Linked DNA regions of Mus musculus: regions 1 and 3 are each linked to region 2. The links are chromatin loops, found by intact Hi-C in ENCODE. Cell type or tissue: heart. All regions are shown on one strand. Region 1 has its middle 27 kb from the start of Hlf. Region 2 overlaps Stxbp4 (syntaxin binding protein 4). Region 3 holds the start of Hlf (hepatic leukemia factor).

Region 1 (8,000 bases), 200 kb after region 2:
GAGCCTGGTTGCTCTTGCAGAGGACCAAGCTTTGATGCCCAGCACCCACATGGCAGCTAGCTATCATCTATAATTCCAGTTCCAGGGAGGTCTGACGCCCTCTTCTGGAGGTCTTTTGAAGTACTCTTTTGAAGGTACTGCATGTACATGGCACACCAACATACACAAAAGCAAAATATCCATACACAAAATTAAAGATAAATCAATCTCAAATTTTTGTTGCTGTTGTTGTTTTTGGTTTTTTGAGACAGGGTTTCTCTGTATAGCCCTGGCTGACCTGGAACTCACTTTGTAGACCAGGCTGGCCTCAAACTCAGAAATCTGCCTGCCTCTGCCTCCCAAGTGCTGGGATTAAAAGTGTGCGCCACCACGCCTGGTCAATCTTAATTTTTTAAAGCCAAGTGTAGCCATAATTCTAACACTTAAGGTATCAATGGTGAGGTGGGGACAGGAGGATCTCTGGGGCTTGCTGGCTGCCAGCCTAGCTCCAGGTTCAGTGAGAGATCTTGCCTCAAGGGGATAAGGCAGAGAGTAATAGAGCAGGACACCCAGTGTTCTCCGGTGACTACTGTGTGGGAGTGCACACTCATGCATATACATACTCATAAACACACACATACACACAGAGAGAGGGAGAGACAGACAGACAGACAGACAGAGGTTGTGGTTTATTTGGGCTTGAAGGAACACAGTCCATCATGAAAGGAAAATAGTGGTGGCAAGAGCATGGGGTGGCCAGTCACACAGTGTCCCCAGCCAGGAAACAAAGATGAATGCGGACATTCAGATCACTACCTCTCCCTCTCCCTGTCTCTCTCTCCACCTCCTACCCCACTTCCCTCTCCCTGTCCTCCTTCCCTTCTCCCTTTCCTCTTCCCCCTCCCCTCCCCCTTCCTCCCCTCCCCTCCCTCCCTTGTCCCTTTCTCCTCTACCCCCTCCCCTTTCCCCTTTCTATTCAGTCTAGAATTCCAGCCTATGGAACAATACAGAAAACATTGGTGGTGATGGGAGGGGTGTGTCTCATCTCCTCAATAAAACTTCTCTGGAAACACCCTTGAAGACACACCCATAGGTGTATCTCCTAGGTGATTCCAAATCCAGTTAGATGATAACGAAGATGGACTATCAAAACCACTTTCTCTGCAAGGCTTGATCTTGGTGAGAGACCAATTGCTGGAGAATCCCGTCCCAGACTCACAAATCCTTACACACACATGCCTGATTATCAAACGGACAGCTTTCCAGATCATCCACATAAATCCACATGTGTGTTGACAGCTCAGAAAGCAAGGCTTGCAATAGAGAATAACACCATGGATAAGAAAGACTTTTGAAAGAAAGAAAAGAAAAAACATACAAAGAAAAGGGGCTGAGTCTCTAGCCGTCGGGTCACACTTAGGATGCCCTCAGTGTACTATGGTCTTGGAGTTGCCTTCAGGACCCACACCCACTGACTGTCTTCTTCAGCCAGTCTCTGCCTGTGCTCTGAACATATGCCACACGGCAGTCGCTTCTACAGTGGCTCTTAGCCGCTTGCTGTCTACAATCCTTTACTGTTTGCCAAGAGCTATCTACTTGACTGTACTCCCTTTGAGTTTGGGGACTTGGTCATGGATGTCTTTTGGGCTTCTTGTTTGTCTCCTTGTTTGTTTTGTCCCGATCTTTTATTTTCCAAAAGTGTTTGTCCTTCTACATATAGTAGGTACTGGCTGCTTACTGTACGGGTAGATCAAGGAAACCGCATCTCTACCGTGGTGTCTGCAGACTTCCTTTTTTTAGAATTCTGTCAAATCAGCAATGCTGATTTCTCCTGTCTGTGGTGGTGCTTTCAGTAGCAGAGGAGTTCTTCTGTTCTGATGCTAAACTGGAGAAGCGTACAGCAAATACGCTGGCTGCCAATGTGCAGAAGGACACACGTTGTCCTTCAGTTCATCCCACCGCTCCTGGAATAGCAGTAGTAGTGTGAGGGACACAGCGGCCGTCTGCCCACCTCTCCTATCTTTGGTCTGTCTTCTCTCCGTCTCCCAAAGTTCAGGGGCTAGTACATTAATCCAAATGAATCAGAACAGGTCCTACTCATGTGTCCTGCGGAGGGTTCAGACGTGCACATTAGCCATAGCTCAAGCCAATGAGTACGGGGAAGGCTTGATGCCTCTGGAAAGAAACAGTGCAGAAAATGTGTCATGGCTGGAGCCGCTGAAAGCTCTGGCTGATGGGTAACAGGAACCCTAACTACCCTGCACTGCTTTGCTGATAACTCAAACTACCCAGGATGGCTGTTTTACTATGTGTTTTAGTTCTGCAGCTTCCTCATCAGAGGTCTTGCTTGGTCTATTTTCTGTTCTTTGCAGACAACCCCAGCCAGTACAGAGTAACCACAAAACTTAAAATCCTCTTTACTAACGACTCAGCAGAGTCATTGGGAGAGTGAATGCTAATAGCAGGTGGGAAACAGCTTTATTATGCAAATATATATCTCTGGGAATCCCTGGGTAATGCCCCTCCCCACAACCCCACCCCATAGGCCCAACTTGGGAGGCTCTCAAAGGTGTTGAGACACTCAGGTAGTTTAACTCAGGAGCTCAAAACTTCGCGTGCAGATTATCAGAATGCTTTATAGCCATTCAGACCCGAGCTGAGAGGAGCTGGCAATGAAGCAGATATTGTTAAGGAGATGAAAATGGTTCACATAAAACCCCAAAACTGCGCACCCAATACAGTTAAACTGTTCAGGTTCTTTAAATGCTAAAAGCAAGCTAGTCCTATAAGGTACAAAATTTAAGTTACTCCAGCACTGGTAGTCACTAAACCTCTGTTCTCAGCCTCCCAAATCTTTTCTCTACCTTTCTAGAGTTAGTGGGTTCTGGGAGGGGTGTTGAGGAGTTCATGTGGGTGTAATCTTTCATACAAGTGCTAACATTTTATACACTGTTTATAGTTGTTGGGTTTTTTTTTTTTAGTCGCATAATGAAAAAACAACGGTCGCTTAATGGAGCCAGGAGTGGTGGTCTATAATCTGAGCACTCAGGAGGTTGAGGCAGAATTGCCACTAATTTGAGGCCATGTGTTGTGCTACAGTGTCAAACTGCTGCCCGCCTACTCCCTAAAAAGGATTAAAAGCACATAAATATATCTTGAGGATTTTCCTGCCTGGATGTCTACAGAGCTATTTCCCAGTTATTGCTCTTTCCAAGTGTGGTCCAACCATCTTCCTCGTTTCCATGAACTGAGCTCGTTGATGTGACGCTGTCTCAGGCATTTAGGTTATTTTACCCCCTTGCCTTGGCTGCGGCGTTATGATGCTTCTAGGGGGGCCTCAATTCCCAGGATAAATTCCGAGTTACAGATTTCCAAGGGCTGTTGAAACTCCTAAAAGTCCTTGAAGTCTGAAGAGCTGAATCTGACGCTGCAAACTTCAGATCCACGTTGACCAAAGCAGCACCCGCGCACCCCGCGATCTGCACCCGCTCCTCCTGCAGTGCAGCCCCTGGGCTGTGCAGCCCTGTCCCGGACGCCCGGGCACGTGCGATTCCACGTGAGCCTCCCGCCCGGAGCGCAGGAGCCCAGTACGCATGCGCCTCCCGCCACTGAAAGTAGGTCAGGCTCCTCCTCTCACGTGACCCGCTCCCCTTAGCTACCCTCGGCGCCTCCCCGCCTGGGCGCAGCCGAGATGCGCTCGGCAGTCAACGTGATGGGGCCGGGAGCGGGCGGGCGCGGGCAGGGGCGGGCCAGCCGCGGGAGGATTTGTAGGTTATCCTCCCTTCAGAGCTCTTGATCGGGAGTCGGGCGGGCAGAAGCGAACGCCGGGCGATGTGACTAGGAGCAGAGCTTGAAATTGGAGTGGGGAGGAAAGTGGCCTGGGAACGCATGTCACAGGCAGGCTGACTCCACTGGTCTCCATCTACAACACCGTTTGCAAGGAAAGAGCAAACCTGGGTCACCCTGAAGTGAAAACAGTTTCAAGGACCCTTTTGCAATCCTTTGCCCCAGTACCTGAGGGCAACTCCTATGTTCGGGTAAACAAAGTTTGAAAGAAAATACAAAGGAGGTTAATGGAATTTTGCAGGAATGTCTCACAGTCCCCCTTTCTAATCTTCCACCCACTAACCTCAGAAAACTCCCATTCCAAAGCACACTTTCCCCTTTCTATAGGAGGTTGTGGAAGAAGTGGGGTGATGGGCAGAAAGGGTTGTGACAGGGGTGGATATGGGCTGTGAACCCAGTTCTTAGACAGCTGAAGCCAAATGGTACGCATTCGAAGTAATTGCTTCCTGTGCCCCCTCTCTGATTTATTATTATTATTTTATGTTTTACGTATTCACTTTGCATCCTGCTCACTGCTCTCCTCCCAGTCAACCCCCTCCTCCCTCGCCTTCTCCCTCTGACTTTGAACTTGTTGCATGCTACCTCTGTCTCAATGAGTGCGATCCAGAAGAGAGACTGACAGGCCAAATCAATGGGTTACCATGCAGCAGGCTATATAAATCTCTTGACTGAGGTGTGCCCAGGAGTTATGTAAGTAGGGGAAGAGGGGCGTCCAAGTGCAGGGGTGGGTACCCTGAGTTCTGAAGGCTTAAGTGGGAGTGAGCTGGCAGAGACGCTAGGCAGAGGGGGTGGGAAAGTGTTCCAAACAAAGAGAACTACTAATGGTTGCATAATATTTCCCTGGGGAGTTTTTACTAGAATTGTCTTAGCCATGCGCATGGCTGAAATGTATATTCTTTTTGTGATTGTGATTCTAAGCTGGCTATAAAAGAATGTCCGTGGCCATGGTGTTTCTCTCCTTGGTCTTAGGAAACTCCTGTGAGTCAGATTGCCATGAAAAATACATGCAACTTTCTTGTGACCTTTTCAGAACTGAGGATGGAACCTGGTACTTATACTAAGTAAACAAGGAGTAGACCATTAAGCTACCTCCTCGGCCCTATGTATAGCCCTGGCTGTCCTGGAACTCACTTTGTAGACCAGGCTGGCCTTGAATTCAGAAATCTGCCTGCCTCTGCCTCCCAAGTGCTGGGACTAAAGGCGTGCGCCACCACCGCCCGGCTATTTTTTTTTTTTGATAGATACTATCAAATATTTTCTTAAGTAGTACCAAAATAGCAAATATTGAGTATTACTGTTAACTCTTACACATTAGCATTAAATTATTGTAAGATATAAGATAGCATTCAAGTGGTAACTTGCCAGTTATTTATTAAAAATCCACTAGAGCTAGTGAGGTTTATAAGAATGCCATAAATCACAATGCAGGCATTTCTAAGTTCTGTGAGCTACCGCAAGGCTAATCAGGCTTAAGTTTGGAAAATGAAAAAAATGTCTGATCAGTTCATTTAATCCATACTGGGAATTATGACTGGGGGGCTGGAAAGGGGGTGCAAGTAGAATGAACTCCTTGTTGTGAATCAAGAATAACAGAGATGACAGATTCCCCCCAAGTCACAACAAGTGACAAGATGTGTTAGCGCTCTATTGCTGTGACAAATTTTTGCAGAGAATCAACTTAAAAGGAAAAATTTCTATTTGTGGCTTGCCATCTCCAAAGTTTCAGATGCATGGTCACTTGGACTTGCTGGCATGTGGCAAGAGAGTACCTTAAGCCAGGCAGTGGTAGCACACGCCTTTAATCCCAGCACTCGGGAAGCAGAGGCAGGCGAATTTCTGAGTTCGAGGTCAGCCTGGTCTACAGAGTGAGTTCCAGGACAGCCAGGGTTACATAGAGAATCCCTGTCCCAGAAAACAAAAGCAAACAAACAAAAAATAGTACCTTAAGGTTAGGGGTGCCCGAGGGGGATACTGTTCTCCTCACACAGCTGGTTAGGGTTAGGACCTAAGTTTGGAAAGCAAAAGGAAGAAATACGATTTCCCAGAGCCCTTCAAGGACACACAACCAAGACCTGACTCCTTTCTAGTCCATGGTAATAGCACCTCAGGCTGTCAATCAAACCTTTAGCACAGGAACACTCAGAGAACACTCCAGATTTGTTTTAACTTTTCACTACAAATGTTAGGGATGCTACAGTGGACCCCGAGGCATCTAGGCAATGTACTAGAAGAAGGCTGGGCAGGCATCTGATAATCTCCAAACCCAGGCATGCCTGCCATGTCCCTGGACAAAGAGAAAATATTATGGCATTCAAAGAACATTTGGAGCACACACCTTTAGTCCCAGTAGAGGAGGCAGAGGCAAGCTGATCTTGACGAGTTCAAAGACAACCTGATCTACAGAGTGGATTCTGGGACAGCCAGTGCTACATAGAGACCTTTGTGACAGAAGATAACAATGCCACTGAAGGAGCCACATGCCGTTGAATGTGTGATTTCTGCCTGCAACATCCTGCACTATTAAGGAAAATGGGAGTAGCTTCAGGCTGTGGTCCACATTATGGACATTTTCCTAACGTCAGTTCTACATCTTGTTTATCCATCCATCCTGTGCTTTCAGAGTGGGTAGGGAGATCTACCTCCCCTCAGACTCAGGGGTTGCCGTGGACAACCTGAGTCAGTATGGCAGGGTAGTGCCTATCACTCTATTTCTTTCTAGGTTTTTTTTTCTTTAATTATTTTTATTTTTTATTGTCATAAAAATAAAATCGACCCTTGACATAAAATTCATCAGTTATAGGAAATGTTAAGTTTTACAGTGCATTCCCCATTGCATAGGGTTCTAAGACAGCTCTCTGGAGATTACCTATCTCATTTACCTAAAACTCCATGTTCATTGGTTACCAGCTCCGGTCAGATTCTATACCGTTGTAGATGCTTTGTAGATGTGGAGCCGGGAAGTTGGCGCCTTTCTGAGAGTAACTCATTTCATTGAGTGTGACGTCCTCAACTCATCTGTGTCCTCTCACATGGAAGATTTTCCTTCTTGTTACATGTTACTGAGTTATCCTACCAGATGCTCAGACCACATCTTTCCTATCCCTTTATCTGTCGGTGGACCATTAAGTTGTCTCCACAGTTCCCATCTCTCCTCACACATCATTGTTCTCCATATGAGGATTTGGAAGGAATGCAGCAACAGCTCTTAGAAAAGGCTGGCTTGACGCATACAGTAGTGTCCAGTGAATTTCTGCTCATGTTGCTGCTGCTTCGTTTACAATGGCTGGCTAAGGCAGCAACGTTCCGGGGCTTCCTTTAGCCCTGTACTTTGTCTGTGACTGAGGCCAGCCAAAGAAGCATGGATAGTCCTTTATGCCATTTTCCTGCTCTGGTGGGGAGGACAGCCCAGCCACTGACCTAATAAGCAGGGGTGGAGAAGGCCACTCCTCCATCAGACTACACTCACAGATGGTTGAGTCAAACACATACTATTTATTGTTTCCATCTGTAGGATATTTTTGTTGTTGTTATTTATTACCCACAAAGTCACCCTGATGCCGTGCCCTGGTCTACATGTCAACTGAATAATAATACTGGCTTTTTCTTTCTGAGCATGAACATGATAAAGTTTCCCTCCATGCAGATGAAGGCTATGTACAGCGTACCCATATTTTCCTGGGGGCAGTTAGAACAAAGTGCTCTGAAGCCATTGAAACTCTCCAGATTCATGGGTTTCCTCCTTCCTCAACCACAGATGAGCAGCAAGGACTTCTGAGAGACTCTCCCAGAGCAGCCAAGCTGTAAGGAGGAACTACCTAGAAGAAAGAGAGATCAATTAGCCAAGCCTCCTGGAAAAGGCTCAGACCAATTGAGCTGTCAGGAAAGGCACTCCCCAACCTGTTGACCTGCCTGCAGGTTGCCTAGCTTTCATGAAGTATCACCATGTTGGGGTGGGCCTTAGTAATCCAGCTGTCTTCTAGTCATTTCTGTAAGTAACCCTCATACATACTCCTGTATGTAACCCCCATAGAACACACTGGCTCATCAAAATGGCCATTCATATTGTCCTTAAATTGGTCTACTATTAATTCCCTGTCTGGGGCTCAGTAAATATTCCCATGTCTCCCTGGGAATATGGTCACGCAATGTTGTAAGACTTGACCATATAAGTTGAA
Region 2 (8,000 bases):
CTTGTGGGTGGGACCATCTCTGGGCTGGTAGTCTTGGGTTTTATAAGAGAGCAGGCTGAGCAAGCCAGAGGAGGCAAGCCAGTAAAGAACATCCCTCCATGGCCTCTGCATCAGCTCCTGCTTTCTGACCTGCTTGAGTTCCAGTCCTGCATCCCTTGGTGATCAACAGCAGTATGGAAATGTAAGCCGAATAAACCCCTTCCTCCCCAACTTGCTTCTTGGTCATGACGTTTGTGCAGGAATAGAAACCCTGACTAAGACAGGGAGTAATACTGAGTAGAGTCAGGTACTACATTGCATTCTTGGCACTCTGGCGAGTCCTGGTGAGACGACTATACCTGTGATAACAACACCCGAGATAATCACCTGTGAAACTCGAGAGACTCTCGGCTCCATTTTCAGGGTTTGAGTGGGCCTTATACTTCCTGCTTTGAGCTGTGGGGACACGGCAACATCATGTGTTGACTGGTCTCTTCACTGCAGAACGGCCAAGAAGCAACTCTCAGTGTCCCATTCATAGCCGTCCCCATAGTGATCTGGTGCCCTGGAGCTAGGCCCTGCCTCTTCAGGTACCACCAGTCACCTCTCAGTAGCCAGGCCTTTTAACACAGGTCTTTGAGGGACACCTCCAAACCATAATATATTGTAAACCAATACACAGAGCAAACTCTGCCTGCATTCTCTTTAAAATTCCTTCTACAAATTGTGCTTCTTTGAAAAATCTGCTGTCATTTTTTTAAATTTATCTAGGATTAGCTTTTTCTGACTAATTATTCCCAAATGTCTTAAAACAGTAAGACTTTCTTTTTCCTATAGTTCTGTGGGTTGACTGAGAAATTCTGGTTGGCAATAGATGTCCTAACAGTGTGTGACACTTCATCTCAGAAGGCCAGGCAGCTGAATTCTACCTCTCCTTTCGTCCTTCAGAAGGCTAACCTGGGCCTTGTCAAACAGTAGCAGAATGGCTCCTAGCAGGCAGCATAAATGTTTTATGAATATCTGTCTTCCTCACATTTGACTTTGCTGGTATCCTGTGAACTAAAGTAATCTAATAGGCAAGTCCAAATTCAGGGAGTAAAGATAATGACTGGTGACTTTTAGAAAGACCCCTACCAAGGAGCATGTAGATAGCAACCAGAGAAACTGGTAAATATTTTGTAAACATATATTAACATATCTCTTGCAAGGTTCAACAGGGAAGGGCTCCTCTAATTCTTGACCTTTCCTGTGCCCTCAGTCTTCCTGTAGATAATCATTGTTAGTCTTTGATCTTTTTTAGTTCTCCCTTTTGCCTAAGAAAATGCATATATATGTGCATATACAGAAATATATAGAGATATGTATGTATGAATGTATGTATGATTTCACATTCCAGAATAGCCTAAAATGAAAGTGTGTGTGTGTGCGTGTGTGTGAAAACAGCTAGAACAGAGGATAATATAAATACTACATTTATTAGCATTTTATGTTTATATCTCTTAGCAGAGGTCTCAGTAAACAATGTGGATGCATGCAGCTGAGACTCATTTCTAACTTTAAGTTTTGTTTGACCAGCGTGCTCAAAACTATAGCTTGTTGGCATACATACCTGTTGTAGAATTATTCCGAGAGTTCCTTTTTGATGGCATTTCTCTCGTGTGCCAGAAATCACAGCTAAAGCAAATGCTTTGTAACAGTAAAATCCTCTCTCTAAATTAAAAGGATAATTTTTGAGATTCACATGGGAGTAAATGTATTTTGCTTTAACTACCTACAGACATGAAGCTGCTTACCTGTATGTTAACACACTTGGTTTTAGAGTCTCTACTATAACCTTCTAAACAACTAAAACCAAACAAATCTCATCACTTATCTGAATCCCTGAATTTACCAAAGCAGCATTAACCTGTCCGTACTCCTAAGACATTAGTGCTGCTGCTGTTACTGATTGTTTATAGAAGTAAAAAAGCTGATAAAAATGTCATTTCACTTCTATGATAGGCTTCAAGTATCCTTGATCGTAGACATTAAACTGTTGGGTTAACTAGGTCTGACAATTTCATTTAATAAATAGCTTATAGAAAACTCTATATACAGATCTCTAGTCTAACCTGTTAGTGCTAATATATTTTATCCTAGGGATCCTGCCTTTCGGGTGATTACAGTTACTAAGGAAACAGGTCTAGGTCTGAAGATCCTAGGCGGAATTAACAGGAATGAAGGACCGCTGGTGTATATTCACGAAGTCATTCCTGGAGGTGACTGTTACAAGGTAAACAACTCCACATGCCCCACCACACCCCCCAAAAGCCAGTAATGACAAAATCCCACCGATGCCAAGATTCGTATTTTCTTCATCAGTAAATTTTTCATATAAGTTTAACGTCCTCAATGAAAGATACAAGGGGACCTTTACCCTCAAGGATGTTTGCCCTAAAAATAAATTCTCCAAGTATGCAGATAACAAGTATGTCTAACTATATGTATAACTCTAACTAAAGGTTGCATATTGCTTAGTTATATGCTGTTGAACTCATCTGTGAAGCAGAGTCCAAAGAAGGTATATCTGCAGACATGTTGCCAATGTACCTGCTGAGTTTGGATCAAGTTGGTTACCTGACCTGGAGAAGAAGGAGGAGGAGGAAGAGAACATAGAGGAGGAGGAGAAAGAAGAGGAGGAGGAGGCGGAGGAGGGAGGAGAGGGAGAAGGAAGAGGAGGAGGGGGAGGGAAAAGAAAGCAAGCAAGCAACAAACGAAACTGTCTCATTTCCTGATCTGCACTAATTCTCACTGACTTGGAGATTCAGCATCTGCATAAGAGCAAGATCTAGAGTTAAGAGCAGACGTGCCTGGCCTCCATTCCTTCGTCTCATCCTTGGTACAGAAAGTGTATGACAGCATCCGGTTCTTTATCTGCTGGACCAAAGTTTAAACAAAACTCCATAGCGCCAATAGACTATGCTATTGGCATTATCATTTCTTTGCAGTTTTATTTATATTAGCCTAGCTATCATGATAAAGGATCTTACAAGCTTATTCTTATCATTATTCCTTGAGGGTGGTTGTTAAATAAATAGTCCCACTTTAACCCTTCTCCCACTGCAGACACCTGAAAACAATTTGTCTTTTCAGTTGGGTTTTTATTTCCTCCCTATGGAAAAAAAAAGTGAGTTTCACCAAAATCATTTTAATGACTGAGCTGTTTCAGGTTTGTTCATCTCACAAGGCTTCTGTGTCAGCTTGACACAATATAATAATCTGAGAGGAGAAAAATGCAAGTGAGAAATTGTCTCTGTAAGATCCAGCTGTAGGAAAGCTAAGGTATTTCCTTAATTACTGTTTGATATATGAAGGTCCAGCCCATTGTGGGTAGGGACACCCTTGGGCTGGTGATCCCATGTTCAGTAAAAAAGCAAGCTGAGCAAGCTGTAAGGAGCAAGCTAGTTAGAAGCGCTCCTCTGTGGCTTCAGCATCAGCTCCTGCCTCCAGGTCCCTTTTCTGTTTGAGTTCTCGCCACCACTGTCTTCAGTGATGGACATTACCCGCAAGTGTGAACGAGTAAGCCCATTCCTCCCCAAGCTACTTTTGAGTGTTTCTTCACAGCAATAGAGACACTGAACATCTCTCCAATACACTTTTTAAGTTCTAAGTTATTAATGGTTTAAGGTATACAATGATAGATATATTTTAGCTATTCAAATTAAGTTATTAGCTAAAAGACAATTTAATGTTAAAGATAAACAAATTGAAGCCCCTCCCACCAATCCTTTTGGTAAGAAGTCGGAGGTTCACTCTCATTTCAGTTTTAAAGCTTAGAGATGTGGGCTGGGAGAAGGGAAGATATGGGGCATTTAGTATAGTTTAAGCTGTTTGCTTGCCTGCTTACTTGTTTGAGACAGAGACTTTAATGTTTTAATCCTGGTGTACCTGGCACTCATTTGTCACCCACACTGGACTCCAACTCATGTCGATTCTCCTAACTCAGCCTCCAAATGTTCACTATTCAAGGCACAGGTCACCATGCCTTGCTGCTTAATATACTTGGGGTAGGGTGCAGGAATAGTTCAAGGTGCCTGAGAAATAATACAGGTCTACCTTTAAAACAAGGAACAATTAATTTATCCTTTTTATTTCCACAAATATTTAAAATTAGACTAATAAATTGAAAGCAGTAATTTTAAATGGCTTTATCTGCAGTAAACCATAGCAAATTAAGAAACTATGTTCATGATATATATGCCTTTTCTTTTTTTAAAAAAATTTTTATTAGATATTTTCTTCATTTACATTTCAAATGCTATCCCAAAAGTCTTCTATACCCTTCCCCCACCCTTCTCCCCTACCCACCCACTCCCACTTCCTGGCCCTGCCGTTCCCCTGTACTGAGGCATATAAAGTTTGCTAGACCAAGGGGCCTCTCTTCCCAGTGATGGCCGACTAGGCCATCTTCTGCTACATATGCAGCTAGAGACACAAGCTCTGGGGGTACTGGTTAGTTCATATTGTTGTTCCACCTATAGGGTAGCAGACCCCTTCAGCTCCTTGGTTACTTTCTCTAGCTCCTCCATTGGGGGCCCTGTGTTCCATCCAATAGCTGACTGTGAGCATCCACTTCTGTATTTGCCAGGCACTGGCATAGCCTCACAGGAGACAGCTGTATCAGGGTCCTTTCAGCAAAATCTTGCTGGCATATGCAATAGTGTCTGCATTTGGTGGCTGATATATACCTTTTCTTGTTAGTTGAGGTGTGCAAAATCCATTCTGATGGATTGTTTTCTTCATTCACCACTAGAGAGCAGTGTGGAGTTATTAATGTTCAGGTCATGTGCAAAAGAAAACCAATTAGACAAAAAGTGTACAAGAATAAATAATCCTTGGCTCCTTATGTTTATTTTAATATTCCTTAAGATGGAATGCTGTGAGTAAACACAGAACAGATGCAATGTTACTGCAACTGGTTTTGATACTAATATGCTACTAGGGACCTTGATTCTGTTTTAAGCTTTCAACCACACTTGGGAGTCAACCACACACAAGATAGATAGATAGATAGATAGATGATAGATAGATAGATAGATAGATAGATAGATAGATAGATAGACAGACACAAGATAGATAGATAGATAGAGAGAGAGAGAGAGAGAGAGAGAGAGAGAGAGAGAGAGATAGATAAGTTGCCCAGGCTGGCAGATGGATCAATTGTTAGTTATTTTCAGAATTTTATGTGTCCTTTAACTTGACTATAATTTATTAAAACTCCTCTCTCTCTCTCTCTGTCTGTGTGTGTGTGTGTGTGTGTGTGTGTGTGTGTGTTTGTACTTGATTTTCTATGTCTTGACTAAATGTGTGTAGTACCTATGGATGCCCGAAGAGGACGACAGGTGTTCTGTAGCAGAATTCTTGTTAGCTCTTGTAGCTATACACTGAGAACAGCCCCACAGGTCCTGAGTAAGGAGAGGCGAGGATCTGAAAGCCCTTTCTCCCGCATGAGCTGGTCTCTGGCAGTCTAGAGCCCTCCGAGGCCGCCTTAAGCCTCTTGCTAACCTCAGCACTCCCTTGATCAGCTCTAACTTCCTGGTACAAATCTCCACTTAGTTCTCCTAGAGGGGTCCTAGGTGCAGCACTTCTGAGGCACAATCTGTGATGCTTAACCTCGCACCTTCCTCTCCTTTCTTCCCAAACAACGGCCTCTTTTCAATGGCTGTTCAGAGTCATGTCCTTCCTCCCATATCATTAAGATGTACCAGTTATCTTAGTATATACTGCTGACCTTTTTACTCTCTGTCTCTTAAACCCATTAATCAGTCAGGCAGCGCGCGCATGCACAAGCTTGTGTGTGTGTGTGTGTGTGTGTGTGTGTCTGTCTGTCTGTCTGTCTGTCTGATATAAGCACATGTGTGTATATTTGCTGGTACAATTACATGTATGTGTACACGAAAATGATGGAGGCCAAGGTTAATGTCAACCATCTTTATTTGTCACTCTCTACCTTAATTTTTGAGACAAAGTCTCTTACTGCTCTTAGATCTGGCTAATTAAGCTAGTCTGGCTAGAGCCCATTGCCTATCTCTGCCTTCCCAGCACTGGAATTGCATACACTTTATTATGTGTGTGATGGGGGTCTGTACTAGGGTTCTCCTGCTTGCAGAAAGGTGGGGTTTTTTTTTTTGGCTGAGCCATCTCTCTAGGCTCTGTCTTTAGGTTGTCATTGGCTTTTGTTGCAACTCTCAGTAGCTTTATCTACTCTTAATGCACCTTGCCTATTTCCTCTCCCACAAAGCTACCTTAGTATTATTAGTAACCTGTACGCCCCTGTGTAGACTGCTTCTGCCTTCAGCTCTTCTTTTCTCTAGCTCTACCCTTACAAGCTTGTCTTCCCTCTTTCTGAAAGAGCCATTCCTTCCTTATCTCGGTCTAGGTATATTGTTTCAGGACCAGTGCCTCCTTCTCATTCTACTGTTCCAGATATCAGTTTATAAAGCAGTTGGCAAAGGACTTGTTTCCTGTCCTCCGGTGCAAGTGCAGATAAGGCCAGGTTTTGTTTTTCCTGTATGTGTGGCTAGTTCTTGTTCCAGTGCTTCCTATCAGCTGACTCGGTGTCTAATGGTGCATCTGTGTCCCTGATCGCTTTAGCTCAGTCTAACCATTGCTCATTGTACCTCTTGATGGCAAAGACTCCATCCGATTTCTTCATCATCGTCATTCCCTTAGTGGGAGTCACTCAGATACTATTAATGAATGGCTTTGCCACAGTCATTCTGTCACAGTTCTCTCCACTATCCACTGCCACCAGCTTCCTTCCAGACCAAGGTTCATCTCCTTAGCCCTGTGTATCAGAGCATTGATAACATTTTAAATTGTTTGAATGATTGTTTTTCTCTCATTGCTAGTAACATAAAGAAGAACGCTTCTGTGTTGATTTGAAGGAACTTTGTGTATTGCATATAGTTGATCCTTAAGACATGTTCAAAATACATAGAAAAGCTCTCTATAGAACATGCACATGTAGCTATGTACTCTGCCTGTTTGCCTGGAAGAGTATATTTCCTCTCCTGCCTCTGAAATTGCAATGGCCCTCTGAGCCACTGCCATAGTATCCTCGGCAGCATTCTTCCTCGCCACATAAAGACATAATCTCATACAGCTATTTGTCATTTTACGTTTGATCGATTGAACAATTTATGTCAAGCTTGTAAGTAAAGACAAAGGTGCCACTGACATAAGTGCCCACGTTAGTAATGGTCACAAACTGGGGAGGGCCATATTTCACTTTCCGATTGTAGCTCCTTGGAGCATATGCTAAACACATTGCTGAACTAGGGTTAAAGCATTTGGATGCATGGGAGGGCAAAGCTTCTGGTAGACAGAGCCCAGTCCCATTGGTGCACACTGAGGGAGCAGTAGCCAAGACAGTTCACGTTGCAATGTCACGCTCTTCTTTGATGTCATTATTGTTTCCATTATGGTATAGCGTGATGATTTCCCAGAGCTCTGTCCTGGACCGCATTCATTTATTAGTGAGCTGTTATATTTTTTGCAGTGTGCAGGGGAAACAACCATGATGCCCTGATCTAGCCAACCATAGGAGTGAGCGAATAGTCTGAGAGTTAGCTGTATTAGTATCAAGATGTCTGGTTTCGAAGAGGGTAGAATTGGGTGTGAGTAAGGGGACAGTAGAAAGTCAGTGCTCTAATACAGGGAAATAACGTATATTTGTTCAGCAAAGATAGCATTTGAGCCTGGCGGTGGGGGTGTGACGGTTATTCTTGTAGAGAAATAGGGTAGATGCTAGCATTGTTGAGTGGCCATGTATAAAATCCTGGAAACATTAGCTGGTTTGGGGACCGTCCTCTGAAAAGCTTGAGGAACTTGTATGCTATAATGGAAGGTAGAATGAAGCTAGAAAAGGGGGGTTGCAGTTAGCTTCGAACAGGCTCGGAAAGCTAAGGCATATACCAAGCATTCCCAGGAGTTGGCTCCATCCAAAATTCTCTAATTCAAGAGCAGAAATTAAACTTTTC
Region 3 (8,000 bases), 230 kb after region 2:
AAATGACCCTTGCTTTGGCAATTCAATGCTTTTCACTGTGGAATTAATTCCCTGGCTAAATTGGCAACAGGCTGAACAGGTTCATCTAGAGCTTTGGCTCCACTGTACAATGCGCTTCATAATCTCAGAGCAGTCCTCCCAATGCACAGGTTCCCAGGCCCTGGGAGGGCACAGGAGCAGGGCAGGCATTGTGCACAGAGCTAAATTTCACAGCTATCAGGAGACTGAAACATAGCCACTACTCACATAGGACAAACCCTCCGCAGACCTTCAGAGGCAGGATGGCTGATTCCCACCACCTGCCCTGTCACATTCCTCTGCACGGCCCCAACTCATCCCTACTGATCAGTACAGTTAAGTCTCTTGAAAGGACAACAGGTAGAAACCACTGGTTGTATGTACACACATAAGGGTAATTTCCAAAATCAGAGAAGAGGGCCTTACAGCCAGCATGGAACCTTGCTTTCTATGGTCTGTTCTATTCCTCCCTCTCTGAACCACACACTGAAAGGTTGGAGGAAAGAGAATCAACAAAGTCCTCCAAACTCTAAGGATGTCCCGTCATTGACCATCGGGACTCAGAGATGGGGCCAGGAAGGAAGAGCAGCCCAGAAATGAACATCATGAATGAAGACAGATGGGTATTGTGGTTATACCCGGTGTAGGACACTGAGGCTGAGCTCAGTTTGCTTTATCTTTGCATCTCACATATGAAGCTGCATATATCATTGCTTAGAATGGCCAACAAGCCATACATTCAACTAGTGACTCATTGAACTGGCAGCCAAAGGATCCAAGGAAAGTGCTTCTTTACTTCCCTGATGCCTTCATATGAAACCAGAATCACTGGATGTGATAAACAGATCCTTTGGCTGTTGCCAATGAACTACTCCATGTCCTATGTACTCCCTTCCCTCCTTGACTCAGTCTTAGCCACACCCCTAATTTTGAATGATGGGACATCAGGCAAGTAAAGGCTTCAGGGACAGCATGTTGGGGCTTATCTACTTTGCTGAGAAAACCATTCAAGGAAGGCCAACTGAGAAGAGAGAGACCTTGATACTAACTACATGGAAGAAGAGGAAGAAGAAGAGGAAGAAAAAGAAGAAAAAGAAGGAGGAGGAGGAGGAGGAGGAGGAGGAGGAGGAGAAAGATGAGCCATGCAAGCACCCAGCCAACAGAAGACTGGGGTGATCGTCTTTTTATGGAATTGTCTGGAAAAAAACCAAACCAAACCAAACAATAGCATGTCATGGAAGGAGCTCAAAAATGGGCAACTGCTACTGGTAACTTAGGGTGTAGATGCAGGTCAACCTTCATGGTGATTTGCCACTCTGCATTCACTTAAGAATCAGCCTCAGGACTCAAGGGCCACCTTTCCTGGCAGATGGAGACCATCACAGAAACCCACAAGGGAACACAATGCAGAGATGATGGCGAGCACCCCTCCATCACAGCTCCTACATGTGTGTGTCAAGGAATGAACATTTCAGAAACAAGAGCTGAAACATTTGGAAGAGGTGGAGTTCCAGGAAGTCCGCTTACGAGGGATTCTCTCCTATAATTAAAATTCTGGAACACTCGTCACACCCTTGAAGTAGAGAAGACAGAGGGAAGAGCGAGTCAGTGTAGTAAGGGAGTAGGGGCTTCAGGTCGCCGATATCCAGAGATGACCAAGACCAATAAAGGGACTGAGCAGTCAGTCACCAAGCCAGTTTATTTTCCGCAATGAGAACTACTACAAAACCACAGCCTTAGGCTCTCTTGGGGTTTAGGACAATGATTGCTCCAGGCAAGCAGGTTCCTTGAATCAATGAGTTTCCTATGTGGAAACATGGGGAAGAGAGGGAAGGCAGAGAACTCTGAACATGGAGCCCTGGGGCTGTGCTAATGGATCATCACACTGGCCTCCTTTCTTATGCCTGGAATCCTCTGCCTGTTTCCAGTCAGTGTGCTTGCACATCGCCTTGTGGATGGGTTCACAGGGCTGTGGGGAAATTAGCAAGATTTTATTGAAAGGACCCAGATGTAGCTGTCTCTTGTGAGACTATGCCGGGGCCTAGCAAACACAGAAGTGGATGCTCACAGTCAGCTAATGGATGGATCACAGGGCTCCCAATGGAGGAGCTAGAGAAAGTACCCAAGGAGCTAAAGGGATCTGCAACCCTATAGGTGGAACAACATTATGAACTAACCAGTACCCCGGAGCTCTTGACTCTAGCTGCATATGTATCAAAAGATGGCCTAGTCGGCCATCAGTGGAAAAAGAGGCCCATTGGACACGCAAACTTTATATGCCCCAGTACAGGGGAACGCCAGGGCCAAAAAGGGGGAGTGGGTGGGTAGGGGAGTGGGGGTGGGTGGGTATGGGGGACTTTTGGTATAGCATTGGAAATGTAAATGAGCTAAATACCTAATAAAAAATGGAAAAAAAAGAGAAAATTACTCCAAAAAAAAAAAAGTTAAAAGATGAAACCTTCCTCTCTCTCTGACAAGAGCACAGAAGCTCTCCTGTGTGTGTGTGTGTGTGTGTGTGTGTGTGTGTGTGTGTGTAGATTAACATGGGCATCTTCTCTGTTTCTGAGACAGGGTCTCTCACTCAACCTGGAGCTCACTCATTGCCTAGGCTGGCAGCCAGTGAGCTTTTAGGATCTCCCTATCTCTGCCTCCCCAGTGCTGGGGTTACAGGCCCATGCTGCTGCTGCTGGAGGCTGTTCTTCCTCCCTCCCTCCCTTTTCATGTTGATGCAGGGGAATCCAAGCTTGTATCTTCATTCTTATGACCCAAGTGCTCTTTAATCCACTGAATAATCTCTTCAGCTTCCAGCGGAGTCCCTTCTTTTCTGAGAAGCAAACCGACTGAAGGGTTGGGAAGTTTATGAGGGACCACTGGCTCCAAGCTCACCTCAGGCGCTTCTCTGCACTCTCCTTCCAGTAACAGATGCCCACGTCAGCTCTCTCTGTTACTGGGTTTTGGAGTCCAGACTTTGTGTGCTTCTATGGCATCCTTTCCCTGGTATAGCCAGGTCTTATCCATCCATCATCTCACCAGCCCCAGCCCAGTCAATGGCATGCAGTGGTGCTCACTGAATGTACACCGCATCCACCCCAGGGCTCATGTTTCTGGGATCTGACATCACAAGAGCATCTCAGAATGTCATCTTACCATTCACTTTGCCCAGGTGTTAGCAGGAGGAAATGAAGGCCACGGGACCAGCCGTCCATTTACCCGGAAACTTCTGCTCAGAGAAAGAGTCAGGGCTACTTATCATGAACTTCCAGTGCCCTTGGCCAGGGTCCGGAATTTCCTGAATTTTAGATTTCTCTTCTCTCCTTTCTTATCTCTCATTTTTTGGTAGTGGGGTGGGGGAGGGGCATCCCAGTAATATTTGCACCCCAGGAACCCAGTCTATGTTCACAAAAGCCTTTCTGCCTCATTGAAAAGCTTCTTGCAGACCCTTCCCCACAGGTCTGAGGAGACAGCTCACTGTGATATAGAACTAGCTAGACATGGGTAAGGCCATACATTCAACCATCAGTACTGCAAAAACCATCCCACATGCTCCTCCACGGGTCAGGGGGACTTAGTGCTGGATAGAAATGTGTAATTGGTGGGTGGGTGGGGGTGGAAAGTGGAAAGAGAAGCGTGGAGATGCGGTTCGTGTGTCTCAGTTCTCCTGGCTGGGGAGGCAGAATGCCTACATTCCAATCCATCCACTCCGCCAAGGTGTTCTCCCCCACACCCTCAGCAGCAAGGTCAAAAAACTGGCCTTTTCACAGCCTTCAAAAGGCCAGAGGGATGTGCTGCAGCCACAAACAAGATTCCCCTAATCTTTTAACAAAGAGTTTACAAATTTATTTTAATTAGTATTCAGACCTTCTAAGTTAGCCTAATTACAGCCATGCTGGGCCTTTTAAATACTCCTAACTTTCATTCCTTGTGTTTAAGTCTCTCCTGCTTTCCTTCCATTGCAAGCAAATGTCTGTCTTGTTAATTCCCTCGGACAGCGTGGGAGACAGTTCACTTCAGTCTGCAGCTCCTGTCTCCATTCTACGTTTTTGCACATTGTTTGGAATTCAGGAAAGTTGATATCTTAGGTCGGATATGCAGTGGGGCTAGAAGGAAAGTACTAAGCTCACCAGGAGCGAGGAGGAGAAATATCCAGAAGTCATTCGCTTCAAGTCTATCCAAATCTCCTAAACTTGTCCTGGGGAGCTTTAAAAAACATTGCTAGCCAGGACATCGCCCCGGGGGTTGGGGGTTCTAATTTAAGTCCGGAATGCCACTTGGCCATCTTTTAAAAATCATCTTCTTTTAAAATCACCAATTTATTTCCACATTGCAAACCACTGACACGAATTTCTCATTGTTCTGCTCTGGGGGGCGGGGGGGGGGAACGGAGGGGGAAGGGCTCGCGTGCAAAAGGAGTCAGGGTGAGAGTTAGCGCGCGTTATTCCCAGCGCAAGGCAGAGAGTGAAGCAGGAAATCTGGCACCTGTGCTTTTCGCAGCCCACCAACGCCGCAAGGGCCGGAAAAACAGCGCGTGCGGCGATGCTACACACGCAGCCCTGGGGGGGCGGGGTGGATGGGCGGGCCCGATTTGGGCCCCGCCCCTGCACGCCTATCGGCGCGCGGTGCGGGCCCTGACGTCACTCTTGTCAGGGCAGCGGCACATGGACTGCCTGATGCGCTGAGCCCGGCGCTGCGGGGCCGCGGAGCGCGGGGAGCAGCGGCCGCGGCGGGGAGGGGGGTGGGGCGGGACGGCACAGCCTCCGGTGCTCGCGCGAGGGGCCGGGGCCCGCGCTTTGCCTTCTGCTCATCTGCAGCCGTCTACGTTTTCAAAATTTCTCTCTTTCCTTTTTCCCCCCACCTCCTTGCAATTTTGAACATTTTGCAAGACTGAGTGTTGGAGGCAGGTGAGAAAGCATCCTGCACTGGGTCGGAGGAGTCCGCGGCGCTAGATGCGCCTTCCCTGGACTGTCGGCACTGAGAACACGAAAGTTTTTTTGTTTTTGTTTTTGTTTTTTTTTGATATTTGTATGCTGATGTATTTACAAAGACAGAAGTGATTTTTTTTTTTCTTCCTTGTCTGCACTGTTTTGAAAGCGAGTACTTTTGGTTGGCAAAGGACGGAGGAAACAAAGCTCATCAACATTTCGGGGCGGCGATTGGCCTTCTTTTTAAAAAGACAATTGAGTGCATCACGATGGAGAAAATGTCCCGACAGCTCCCCTTGAACCCCACCTTTATCCCGCCTCCCTACGGCGTGCTCAGGTCCCTGCTGGAGAACCCGCTGAAGCTCCCCCTTCATCCTGAAGACGGTGAGCGTTGCCTCGGCAGCTGGGCTCAGGGAAGGGACTACACTCCCAGGGACCCCCCTAGTCGGCTGGGAGGGCACCAGCATCTTTCTTCCCCTCGCCTTGCTTTAGTGAAATTGGGGGGCTTACTCCCTCTTTCTCCTCAATGCAAAGGGGATCCCTCCGGGGCAACATTTGAAATAGCGCTGGGAACCTGGCTCGCCTGCCTTTCTAGGTCTGTCCTCCTGCAGCGCAGGTGACAGGTGAACTTGACAGGTCAGGATCGCTGCTTTGAGTGACAGGGTGTGCGCTTCCCTGGGAGACTAGTGTCTCTGGGACTGGAGAGGAGAAAGGGCGGGAGGTGGCTGGTTGGAGCCTGGCAGAGAGGGGGGGGTCAAAGTAAATGGGGGTTCTCACTCGGCGGCAGCCTGAATATTCGGATCGTGTTAGTGTTTTGTGTTGTGAACTCACGCGGCATGAGCGGAGAGGCGCTTTCTCCCGCAGACCCGCAATTCACAAAGCGGGGTGGGGGTGGGGGGAGTGGTCTGTCGGCGGGAAGCGGTGCACGCCTCCAGCGCTGACACTTTCCCGGTGCTCTCTTCCCGGTGGGAGGGGAGAGCTGAGCAGGCTCACGTGTAACCGCGTGCAGGAGCCTCCTCTGGCTTGAGCCCTTTCTTGGTAAGTCTCAAACCTTCCCTAGGCAACCGTGGCTTGGAGCTAAGGAGACGGGTAGGGGGATATGGTGGGGAGTGGGGGGGGGGCTGGGGGTAGATGCATGTGAGACCTAGCTGGGAACGCAATTGATGCCAGAACGGATTTGTGTTTTGGGCCGGTGCAGTTTCTTGCCTTTGGTGTTATCACAGTGACAGAAGCGAATTATGCTGCTCCTGCATAAATTCTTGAAAAGATTATTTGGCTGGAAATAGCTTCGGGGTGTTTGCATCAATTTCCCTGGGAGAGAACGCCTGTTGCATTGCAAGAGTTGCTGGTGCTTGATTGCGCGTGCAGACCGCCCCCCACCCCCAATACCCTCCCGCACTGCTTCTTAAGGAGTAGCATTTGGGAGAAATCTGCGGATGCGTTAGGCTTTTGTGGTCGATGTTTTTAAGCCTAACTCTAATGAGACTGCGGAGGATTTGAAGATTCGAATGGGTGGCGGTGGGACTACATTTCTCTAATGAGAAACAAAACAAAACAAAACTCAGAATCAAATTCTCTAATCCCTGATTCCACCCACACCTGAATATTGGCAAAATGCAGACAGCTCGGTAAAGACCAATCCGGGGGTGCTGTATTTCCAGGCAGGAAATAGCTGCATTCTTACCCTCAGAGAGTAGAACACAGCACCTTTGCATAGTACTGCCTTGTGATGGGGTACATAAATGTTTGCTTTCTTTTTGTAAATTAGGTAATATTTAAATGTTTGGGGGGAAAAGGAAAAAGAATCCACCTTCTAAAACAGACTTAGTCCTCTTGAGGGTTCTAAGCAAATGGATGAGTTCGAAAGTACTTCATTTCTACCCCGTCACCCCGGCCTGCCCACCCCTCCCCCCACAGTCTCCTTCTATGGTGAGAGAGCACCCTTATCTTCCTTGTAAATGGGGGATAATTGTAGGCTTGCACGTTTATTGAGATAATACATGGAAAGGAATAACGCAGAAACGACGCGTAGTATTAAGGGAAGGTGGGGGCGGGGACTGCTTACTAAGACTAAGCTTGCATACCCTGGTTTGTAAGTCAGAATGACCTCAGATTCTTGCGGTCATCACTTTCTAAAAGGTAGAATCATACCAAGTTATCGGTGGTCCCCTTTAAAAATCCCATCAGTTGTATATATTCTCCGGTGTTATTTTCTCAGTATAGATTTCGGTGACTTAGCCCTTCAAATAACACACCGAGGAAGGATTATTCTCTTGTTTTCATTCCAGATCAGTCGGTAGCCCCGTCCTGTCCTACAGACCAGAAAGCTCTTTCTTTCCAAAGTAAATAGGAAGATGTCGAAACTCTAGATCTACCAGAGGCAGCAGCCAGAGGCCTCGGTGCCCCCAGAAGTCATTTTGTAACCGATGGCAGGAAGGCTGGTGACAGACTGACCCCTTTTCTTTTCTGTTTTAAAAAAAACAAAGCTCACCTTTCCCTTTTTCTTCTTCAGCATTTAGTAAAGAAAAAGACAAAGGAAAGAAGCTGGACGATGAGAGCAGCAGCCCGACCGTCCCCCAGTCCGCCTTCTTGGGACCCACCTTATGGGACAAAACCCTTCCCTATGACGGAGATACTTTCCAGCTGGAATACATGGACTTGGAGGAATTCCTGTCAGAGAATGGCATCCCCCCGAGTCCGTCGCAGCACGACCACAGCCCTCACCCCCCTGGCTTGCAACCAGCTTCCTCCACGGCGCCCTCGGTCATGGATCTCAGCAGCCGGGCCACAGCGCCCCTCCACCCGGGCATCCCGTCTCCGAACTGTATGCAGAGCCCCATCAGACCAGGTAAATTCTGGAAGGTTCACCCGTGTTAGATGTGGGGGACAAGACGGAAGTGGGGCGAGCGAGGTTGGCAAGAGTTGGAGATCTTAACACACATTTCTAGAGAGGAGCCCTCTCTTCCTGTTCTGAGGAGCCTTCCTCCTTCAGAGCATGCGTAGCTCTCACCTGCAGAGCCAGTTAGAATACTCTATGGACCTGCCCTTAAGAAGCTGATGTTT

The links. Hi-C counts contacts between places; a loop is a spot of excess contacts. Peaks named below come from ENCODE experiments on the same cell type or tissue, not always from the same donor. Only the 100,000 strongest peaks of a DNase experiment are listed, where the experiment ranks them.
Region 1: a loop joins it to region 2, with 3 times the contacts of the local background. A loop is called at or near these places in 6 of 42 quality-filtered maps.
Region 3: it touches region 2 in a loop (2.6-fold over the local background); 6 of 42 quality-filtered maps call a loop at or near these places.

Annotation. Positions count from the first base shown.
Region 1 is chr11:90,413,730-90,421,729 of GRCm38, reverse strand. No RefSeq gene overlaps it. Among named protein-coding and RNA genes, the nearest start is that of Hlf, 27 kb to the right of the region's middle. In heart, no CTCF peak of the experiment used is centred here; DNase peaks (open chromatin) are centred at 3,649 and 4,479; H3K4me3 peaks cover 1,081 bases; H3K27ac peaks cover 1,067 bases; H3K27me3 peaks cover 264 bases.
Region 2 is chr11:90,613,434-90,621,433 of GRCm38, reverse strand. It overlaps Stxbp4 (syntaxin binding protein 4), which reads left to right. Exons shown (of 18, transcript NM_011505.2): 4 at 2,119-2,251. Among named protein-coding and RNA genes, the nearest start is that of Stxbp4, 21 kb to the left of the region's middle. In heart, a CTCF peak has its summit at 4,764 (motif pointing right); no DNase peak of the experiment used is centred here.
Region 3 is chr11:90,387,571-90,395,570 of GRCm38, reverse strand. It overlaps Hlf (hepatic leukemia factor), which reads left to right and starts at 4,654. Exons shown (of 4, transcript NM_172563.3): 1 at 4,654-5,321; 2 at 7,450-7,785. The coding sequence starts at 5,207. In heart, a CTCF peak has its summit at 4,535; DNase peaks (open chromatin) are centred at 4,620, 5,320, 5,890 and 7,710; H3K4me3 peaks cover 4,151 bases; H3K27ac peaks cover 1,996 bases; H3K27me3 peaks cover 1,524 bases.